Regions from separate parts of the Homo sapiens genome. Here region 2 is linked to region 1. Evidence: read pairs that join two places in POLR2A ChIA-PET (ENCODE). Cell type or tissue: PC-9. All regions are shown on one strand.

What was found. Peaks named below come from ENCODE experiments on the same cell type or tissue, not always from the same donor. Only the 100,000 strongest peaks of a DNase experiment are listed, where the experiment ranks them.
Region 2: POLR2A ChIA-PET joins it to region 1 with 5 read pairs; 3 of 35 experiments call an interaction of 5 or more read pairs at or near these places.

What each region holds. Positions count from the first base shown.
Region 1 is chr2:28,206,075-28,211,074 of GRCh38, forward strand. The region is part of intron 7 of BABAM2 (BRISC and BRCA1 A complex member 2); the gene reads left to right. It overlaps LOC100505736 (a long non-coding RNA gene), which reads right to left and starts at 887. Exons shown (of 3, transcript NR_120504.1): 1 at 410-887. In PC-9, no CTCF peak of the experiment used is centred here; no DNase peak of the experiment used is centred here.
Region 2 is chr2:27,763,371-27,768,370 of GRCh38, forward strand. No RefSeq gene overlaps it. Among named protein-coding and RNA genes, the nearest start is that of MRPL33, 5.8 kb to the right of the region's middle. RefSeq lists a silencer at 4,378-4,578. In PC-9, no CTCF peak of the experiment used is centred here; DNase peaks (open chromatin) are centred at 1,761 and 2,891; H3K4me3 peaks cover 1,539 bases; H3K27ac peaks cover 3,730 bases.

The DNA.
Region 1 (5,000 bases):
AATGAGCAAATGCATTTATTTTCCAGTATTTGTTGAGCACCCACTATATACCAATCACTTTTCTGGGTGCTTGGAATATGTATTTGAACAATATAGACACGAATCTATGTTTTCATGGTACCTATATTCTAGCAAAGGTAGGAAAGGATAGGACAGTTATTTGCAAAGCTGCCAAGTTGCCACAGAGGAAATAAAGCTCAAAGATAAATAGGTACCCTTGGGAACCTGAATGCCAGCCTGAGGAATTTGTGTGTAATTCAGCAAGAAATAGAGAGCCAGGAGACTTCTGCAAAGGGGTGAGGTACCATGATCCGAGCTGTGGCCTAAGACTCTCCATTAGACAAACAGAATTCGGAATATTAGAGTGATCAGGAATGGAGAATTAAATATCGACTACAATTGTCCATACCTTTTCTGAGGCTTAGTTTTTCTTCCGGGTTCTTGATGGTGGTGATGATGTTACTGACTGATGAGGTGGTGAGCGGAGGCTGAAACCCCACCAGTGCTCCACTCACCCAGCTGCTCTTCTGGCCAAGTCTTGTGTCTTTCCTTCGGCACATTCCTCTATCCAGAGGAAGGGGCATCTGTTTGTCGCCTATCTTCCAGGGGTGACATCTTTTATAAATTGCACAAAGATTCTTTATATGCCTGCAGCAGCCTTGATTAAATGGCAGCACTAGGATTTGACCCCAGTCCTACCTAACTACGAACGCTGTGTGATTTTGCCAGTGTTTACTACTCTTACAACATTATTTGCCACTACTCTTACAAGTCCTTGCCAGTGTTTAGTACCATTACAACAACTACTCCCCCTACTATTGCTGCTGCTATTATGAAGGAGGAGAGGGAAAGAATAGCATCTGACATTCTTTGAGTGCTGGCTGTGTGCCAAGCACAGTATTCAGTTATTTACATGCATTATTTCATTTAATCATCACAGTCTCCCTGTGAGGTAGGTACTGTTACTATGTTGCCAAGTGACAGAATAGGAATTGAAGCCAGTCGTTCAGACTCCAAGTCTGAGGACTTAACCACTACACTAGTATCTTCCCTGAATACTTAAGGATGAAATATCTTAGAAAACAAAACTGCTGCTCTATTAGAAGTCACATAAAACTACAAAAATTATTTAAAGCAACAAACTTGAGGCCAGGTGCAGTGGCTCACACCTGTAATCCCAGCACTTTGGGAGGCCAAGGTGGGAGAATTGCTTGAGCTCAGGAGTTCAAGACCAGCCTGGGCAACATAGCAAGACCTCGTCTCTAGTTTAAAAAAAAAAAAAAAATCCTAGGATGATGCTTCTGGGAAAAACAGCAGCAGCAACAACAACAACAACATTAGCTAGGAGTGATGGCGTGCACCTATAGTCCCAGCTACTCGGGAGGCTGAGGTGGGAAAATCACCTGAGCCCAGGGATTCTTGATTGCACCACTGCACACCAGCCTGGATGACAGCAAGACCCTGTCTCAAAAAATAAATAAAAATAAAGCATCCAACTTGAGCAAGGAATAGCATCAATCCAGTACCTTGTCATAGCAGGTGCTCAAAAAATATTTAACTTGATTTTCACAGATAAACATTTTGAACATTGGTACTTGAGGGGAAAAAAAATAAGGCTAAATCAGAGAATATGATTAAAATAAATATTTTTGTGAACATTTTGATGGTTATTTCTGGATACCTCCAAAGGATTTTAAGTTTGATTGGATAGCCTGTTAATCAGATCTAATCTCACTTCTTTTTTTAAAATACAGGTATGTCTAGTTCACTGTTAATTACTGGTGTGCTTCTCTGTAACTTAGGACCCTCAATTTTTTTGTTGTTTTTATTTTTGTTTCATTTTGTTTCTGTCCTTCACAAATAGAAAAAAGAGAGAGAATACATACATACAAAGAGAGAATACATATTTCCTAAGCATTTCATCAAAAATTGTGAGGGAGGAGGGTGTTAAAGGCTGTGTGTGTGTGTGTGTGTGTGTGTGTGTGTGTGTGTACACATGCGCACACACTTTTGAGAATGGGGTTGATCACCTGCAGCAGATTTCACTGAGCAGTGTTAGGAAGATACTTTCAGGCAGGTCGTTAGCTCCTGGTACTGCTTTCTAGGGTTAATGCAGGTGCAGGACAGCCTGGCTGCAGTCAGAGTGACCTGGAGTGGGACAGAGGGATCCCAGCTCAAGATGTTGTGTCTGTATCAGGCTGTTTATATTTATGAAATGTTTCCTAACTGGATATTGCTATAAAAGAAAAAAGAAAGCTAGATTATTGAGTTTAATTTGTAAGCTCTGTAGGACAGTGGTTTTGAGACCTTTAAATTTTGTATTGTTGTTTATTTGCAGAAAGATTCTAACCCTAGTTTGCACAACTTAGAATCAGAACCCAGCCTGATGGGACTGCCTGCTGACCCAGTCTTTCCCACCTCCAGAAGGGGTGCCCTGAGGCACTGCCTCTAGGCAAATTCTTCCTTTATTGTACCTTTCCTACAATTTGTTTTTTTCCTTTCTTCCTTCCCTCCTTTTCTCCTTCATTTCCCCTTTCCCTCCCTCCCTCCCTTCCTCTTTCTTTCTTTCCTTTCTTTTCTTTCCTTTCTCTTGCACATCTGCATGAGTGCTCGCCCTTTTCTCATATTTTTCAGATAATCATGTAAGTTCCTGAACAGTTCTAGCTTGCTAACAGTTGTGGCCTCTGAGTACATACATAGGATTTCACAAATCTTCCTAGGTGAGCAGGGGCTCTGGAGTTGCCAGGTGGGGAGATGAAATGGTAACCTATGACATGTATCTAAATGCCCCAGTCCCTGGTGAACAATTGTAGGATTCACCCGTCTTTCTTCTTTGTTCCTTGGTGCCCTTTCTCCTTGGAAATTGGAAGCATGGGCAAGTTGTTCTAGTCCCAACTCTGCCTTCAGGCTTGGTGTTCTCAGGCAAGTCTGAATGTGGCTGGGCCTCAGTTGCCTGAAATGTACAGTGAGGCTAAATTAGGTCTGAGGGTCCCTAGCAAATTATTTGCAACAATACAACTTTTGATATTCATGGCCAGCTCACTTATTCACAGTTGCTGTCATTCCTCATTTCCACAGCTTAGAGACCCTTTACTAAAGGGTCTAAAGGTGGGCAAGCTAGGAGTATGTGTCCATAGCGGAAGTCAACATCTCTCTCAGTCCCCTGATTCTTCCTTAGAGTGGGGTGGAGTGGGAATGATGATTATTTGGTTTACCTCTGAGGTCATGTTTTCTATAGTAGCTGCACTGGGTGGAGAAGGTTATGATTACCTATTAGCAATCTGCTAGGATTGTCATCTTACAAATTGGAGGTGGGAACTTTGACGATAATAGAGACTTTGGACTTTAGCCTGATCTTCAGATTCCCTGTGGAAGGTGTGGCCTGAGGAAAAAGGGTTACCTTGATAAGGAACAGTAATAATTTTTATATTTCTGGACACTGAATTATAAGCATTGCCAACTGAGAGGGAGGAGGGGAGGCCTGCCAGATCAGTAGACTGTGACGTATATGCTCTAAGTGTATGGTTTTGTTGTCATGTTACTCATCCATTCAACATGCATTCACTGGACACCCATGTGTCAGACACTCGTCCAGCCATTGAGAGTTCTGTATTCCTCAGGGCTGAAGACTGTATGTTTTTTCTTAGATATTTGGCCTGCAGTTAGTTTCCTGCCATTAGGAGACAGTGATTTTGTTGATCAAGCTATAGAATTCAATCCTAGGGATTGAGATATAGACATGTTTTACCTGGGAGGGAGATTTTCCTTTTTGGAAATAAAATTATTTAGTAAAATAATCTTAAACTCTAAGGTTAGATATTAATATTTTAAATAATTAATATAGAGAGAAATCTAAAAGAAAGCAAAGGTCTAGATATAATTAGGTACCTTACTCACATACTCTTAACTGTTCTAATTGTTAACCTGTGATTCCATTCCCATTGTGTGTAAAAGAGGAACTCTCCATTCTTTTTGCACTTCCTTCCTTGAATGTAGAAGTCCTTAGGCTTATATATGGCTCACTGGCACTGTGGCTTCCCTTAAATCTTTTCATCCTTTCAATACTTGGCCTCTTGAAAAAGAACAGCCTGCAAGGGAAGGCCTGTCCTCCCTGGTTCTCCTCCCTGCTTTCCTGCCTTTTATTAATTTATAAGGTATTCAGTACCTATTATGTGCCTGGGATGGAGCCTGGTCCTATAACTTGGAGAATAAATAGGAAAGACACGTTTGTGCCGTGAGCTGCTCACAATCTAGGGAGGGAAAACAACATATGAAGTGCTAAATTATGCTACACTACTGCAAGTTTTGAATGTGGTGTACCAGAAGAATAGAAGAGAGTGCTTGTAACTTCCTGAAAGGCTAGGGTGTAGAGTTTTCATCGAGGTATGGTGATGGTTGAGCTAAGTATTAAAGAAGGCCTTAGAGTCTTTCATTTGGCAAAGGTGGTACCAGGAGATAGTATTTCACCTTCACAACTCAAGAGAAAGATGCCAAAAGCATGTGCTCCAGGGATTTTGGTTTTCAATGAAAAAAGAATCATTTTCTGTTTTTCCCCTTCAGAGAGAAAGCATTATAAAATGCAGGAGAAAGGAAAAGCGAGGGCAAACAAGCCTCCCTCATCCAAATAGTGCCAATGGAAGGTCCTGGATTAGGTGTTCCATGAAACTGAAGTACAGTAGCAAAGCTGTCATGAAATACTTTTGGCCAGTCCCTTAAAAATGAATCTCCAAAAGAATAGTGGGTAAGAGTGCTTCCTCAGGGCAGATTTCTTGAAATGATTATATTTCTTCTAAACAAAACATTTTAAACATTTGAGGAGAACACTTAACAGAAATTTTGGAACAGAAAAATAAAGTTATTTCATCCCAGTGTTAACTCTTAATTCCTTATGCAAGTAAAGGCCAGTGGTAAAGACAATTCAAATATTTGAAATCTGATTTCAGAATGTAATCTATATGATTTGGTTCTTTAAGTGTATCATATACTTTTCTTGGATCATT
Region 2 (5,000 bases), 440 kb before region 1:
TCTCTAAGGCTAGTTAATAACAAACACTGTTTGTTCTTTGTAGTATCTAACATTTGCCCAACCTACTTATAGCACATGGAATTTGGACTGAACCCACAAGATACACACTGGTTGCCTTTGACCCTGGGATAGGGCTTACTGACATCTATTTTGAATGGAGGGAAGAGTGGAGTACTAGAATTGATGCTGGGTGAATTAAATTCTACCCATTATAAACCGTGTTTGAAGCAGCTCATGGGATCACTCTTATAGACCACATGAGTTATTTCTGGGCCTGGGGCTTCTCTGGCCGCCCGCATCCCCACTGGTTGGCTCAGCCCCTGGTCCTTAGAAGACCTTCCTGAGAGGCCAGTGTACCTTCTTGGCTACATTTCTCTGCAGCCTTTTAATATTCACACATGAGACAACTTAACACACTGCTGCCTCACATGGCCATGAGTTCTGTTCTGTGCCAGCATCAGGACCAATCTTGTCTTGGACAGGGGGGCTAGGAAGACCTTTGCCCTAGTAGCTAGCATCAAGTCATGATAGTGGCCAGCCCCAGGCTGGCCTTATGCTCTGGCTCCGGAAACTGGACTCTCACCTTGTCCATTCATTTGAGAAATATTTATTGAGCATCAGACACTGTACTAGGCCTACAAATAGAGCACTAACTAAAAGAGATAAAGATGTCTGCCTGGCTGGGAGCAGTGGCTCAGGCCCGTAATCCCAGCACTTTGGGAGGCCAAGGCAGGTGGAACATGAGGTCAGGAGATTGAGACCATCTTGACCAACATGGTGAAATTTCATCTCTACTAAAATACAAAAAATTGCCAGCTGCGGGGGCTCACGCCTGTAATCCCAGCACTTCAGGAGGCTGAGGCGGGCGGATCACCTGAGGTCGGGAGTTTGAGAACAGCCTGACCAACATGGTGAAACCCCGTCTCTGCTAAAAATACAAAATTATCCAGGTGTGGTGGCACATGCCTGTAATCTCAGCTACTCAGGAGGCTGAGACAGGAGAATTGCTTGAACCTGGGAGGCGGAGGTTGTGGTGAGCCGAGATCACGCCATTGCACTCCAGCCTGGGCAACAAGAGTGAAAATCCGTCTCAAAAAGAAAAAGAGAAAACAAATTAGCTGGGTGTGTGTGGTGGTGTGTGTCTAGTCCCAGCTACTCGGGAGGCTGAGGCAGGGGAATCGCTTGAACCTGGGAGGTGGAGGTTGCAGTGAGCTGAGATTGCACCACTGCACTTCAGCCTGGTGACAGAGCAAGACTCCGTCTCAAGAAAAAAAAAAAAAAAGATGTCTGCCCTTCTTTAAATTCTACTCTATTTTAAGGAACTGAATCTTTTTCTCTCATTCCCAAGTTTCAGTCTTGGTTCTCCAATCATAAGTCACTTCTTCCATAATGATGTTTCTCAAACTTTAATGTGAATACAAATCATCTGGGGATCTTGTTAAAATGCAGATTCTGGCTGGGGACAGTGACTCATGCCTGTAATTCCATCACTTTGGGAGGCCAAGGTGGGAGGATTGCTTGAGCCCCCAGGAGTTGGAGACCAGCCTGGGCAATATAGCAAGAGCCCATCTCTACAAAAAATACAAAAATTAGCTGGGCATGGTGGCAAATGCCTGTGGTCCCAGGCACTCAGGAGGCTGAGACAGGAGGATTGCCTGAGCACAGGGGTTCAAGGCTGCAGTGAGCCAAGATTGCACCACTGCACTGCAGTTTGGGTGACAGAGTGAGACCCTGTCAAAAAAAAAAAGCAGATTCTCATTCAGTAGGTCTGGGGTGGGACCTGAAATTCGACATTCCTAACAAGCTCCCAAATAATATAGTGTTGCTGCTAGCGATGCTGCCTGGATTACACTTTATTTTATTTTCGGGATGGAATCTGGCTGTGTTGCGGGGCCTGGAGTGCAGTGGTGCAATCTTGGCTCACTGCAGCCTCGGGCTCCTGGGTTCAAGCGATTCTCCTGCCTTAGCCTCCCGAGTAGCTGGGAGTATGGGCGCATGCCACCACGTCCGGCTAATTTTTGTATTTTTAGTAGAGACAGGGTTTCACTATGTTGGCCAGGCTGGTCTTCAACTCCTGACCTCAAGTGATCCGCCCGCCTCGACCTCCCAAAGTGCTGGGATTACAGGCATGAGCCACCATGCCTGGCCTGGATTACAGTTTAGTAGTCAGGATGTACAGCTAGCAGCATCAGAGAGCTTGTTAGAAGTGCAGAATCTCAGGCCTCACTTCAGACCCACTAGCTCAGAGTCTGCCCTTCAACTCGATGCCCAGGTGCTGAGAACAGTGATCTAGAACAATGACTCTCAAGGCACACGGAACATCAGGAGCACCGGTGAGCGTTATAAAGTGCCCCTAGCCGCCCCCATTCTCCACCCACTGAATCATGTTATCTGGCCATGGGCACCCCACGTGATTCTTACGGGTATCAGGTTTGAAAATATCAGAGTTTTAGGAGGACTAAAATCCTCCCAGGTTCCTGTGACATCGCAACGGAAAAAGCCTTAGGAATGATCTAGACGATCATCATCTGAGATTGTGGGCTCCTCCGAAGTTACCACACAAGTCCCAGATCAGAAACTGAGGCGGGGGCTTGCTCAGTGTCGCGTGGCTGGCAATCCGCGGCGGCCTCCGGCGCATGCGCAGTTCTTCTCTGCACGGCGGCCTTGCAGCCCCGCTTCCACCCACCGCAGGAATGCCTCTCCTTGACCGAGACACAAACCTTTTCCTCCTCCAGCCGACAGTTTCAGCCCATTACCTCTAAAACTGCACACCCTCACAGGTGGTGGACTCCCACAAATGCCACCCTCTCCCCACCCCTGTCACTGACCAATCAAGCCACACGTTTAACTGGTTGACTCTCCCCCAAAGACCGATGCTGTCAGCCTTTTGATGCTGTTTGCGGCTCCTCTTGGGGCAGGTGAGGTATGTGGGTGGGAAGGGTGTTGTCTGCTGGACTTCCATTCATCTTTCAGGAAGGCAATTAAGTTTCCTGCTTTGGGTCTTCTATTTCAGAACCTCTTCTTTTGGTGGGTTCTACAGCTTTCTGGAATGTATGTAAACACCTCCTCTCTGGGCTTACAACTTCAAGACTTCCTCATTCTTTCAAACTGGCCACTTTGTCCTCTCCCCTCCTTATCCAGATAGGTGCTGCTCACCAAGTGGAGTGAATTGAGCACACCTGGAACTTAAGAGTGTTTGACAGGGGGTTTAACCTGTCCGTGAATCCCAGTATTTTACAATCTTGGCATACGTTAGCATCTCCTGGGGAGTTTAGAAAACCCAAAGTCCAGACTACACTCATAAATTATTTTGATTTTTTTTTTTTAACAAAAATAGAGGCAGGATCTCACTATGTTGCCCAGGCTGCTCTTAAACACCTGGCCTCTAGAGAGCCTCCCACCTCAGCCTCCCAAAGTGCTGGGATTAGAGTTGTGAACTGCTGCACCTGGCCTGCACCCAGATAAATTAAATCAGAAACTCAGGGGGTAAGAAACAGGCATAAAGAGTTTATGGCCGGGTGCACTGGCTCATGCCTATAATCCCAGCACTTTGGGAGGCTGAGGTGGGTGGATCGCTTGAGGTCAGGAGTTTGAGACTAGCCTGGACAACATGGCAAAACCCCCATTTCTACTAAAAAATAGAAAAATGAGCTGGGTGTGGTGGTGCGTGCCTGTAATCCCAGCACTTTGGGAGGCCGAAGCAGGCAGATCACTTGAGGTCAGAAGTTTGAGACCAGCCTGGCCAACATGGTGAAACCCCATCTCTACTAAAATTACCAAAAAAAAAAAAAAAAAAAAAAATTAGCCAGGCATAGTGGCATGTACCTGTAATCCCAGCTACTCGGGAGGCTGAGGCAGAAGAATCGCTTGGACTCAGGAGGCAGAGGTTACAGTGAGCTGAGATGCGCCACTGTACTCCCACCTGAGTGACAGAGTAAAACTCTGTCTCAAAAAAAAAGTTTATAAAATTCCCTAGGTGATCCCATTGTACAGCCAATGTTGAGGCCCCCCAGAAAGTGCAGGTAAAATTGTTTGTGGATGGGCATAAGTGCATTTTCTTCTGGAAAAGCTAAGCCATACCTCTCAGCAGATTCTCAAGAGGTGTACAACACCCTCCTCCTTTCTTCTTCAAAAAAGGCTAAGTGACAAAACATAAGGAAGAAGAACTTGCCAATTGTTAAGGAAACACCAAATACATGTGTTAACTAAATAAATAGGCATGAGCATGCAGATCAAGAAAAGTGTCTATTGTTCTCAAGGGGACCTTTGGGGGGCCTTTGGGTGGGATGGGAAAGTCACTGCCACTCTCCCAACTAAGTGGGAAAATGGCTGATTTCAGGTGCTGCCACTGCAGAAATCTTACTTAACTCTTGAGCCTTCCTGCTGCCCACAGAACTAAGCCTGACTCCCAGCTAGAACACTGGTTCTTTCATTGCCTAGCCCCAGCCATCCTTTCTAGCTCACCTCCCTCACTTCACCCCACACTCTAGCCCCAAGAGGATGCTCAATGTGCATTTTTTAGATGCCTTTTTTTTAGGTGCCTTCCCCCAGTTCCTTCCACTCTGCCTGTCTCAGGTTGACTTGGGAGGAAGTGGGACTGAAGGGAGAGAAAATAACTCAAGGCACAGTCCCTTAGTAGAGAAGGTTCGGTCTGTATTTGTCAAAAACGTGAGTGGGATAGCAACCTTCCGTTAGTGCTCCTGCTTGGGGGAGTGGGGGAGATTCAGAAGACCTGGTCCTTGAGGGACTTAGGTCCCATAATAGGAGGCAGACCTGTGATCCAAGGCATGCAGGGAAGCTTAATGGATGCTCTGAGAGGAATCTGTGGAGGGAAGATGTGGGGTGGAATGGGGAATGCAGGGTGAGGAAAGGCTTCATCCCTAAAGAGATTGGCACCCAGCAGCCTCAGTGAAGAGAGATGGGACTGAATTAGGAGGGTGAGGCCAGATGATAGAGGCCATTGAATGCCAACTGGAGGACACCCACTACACACAGGTTGA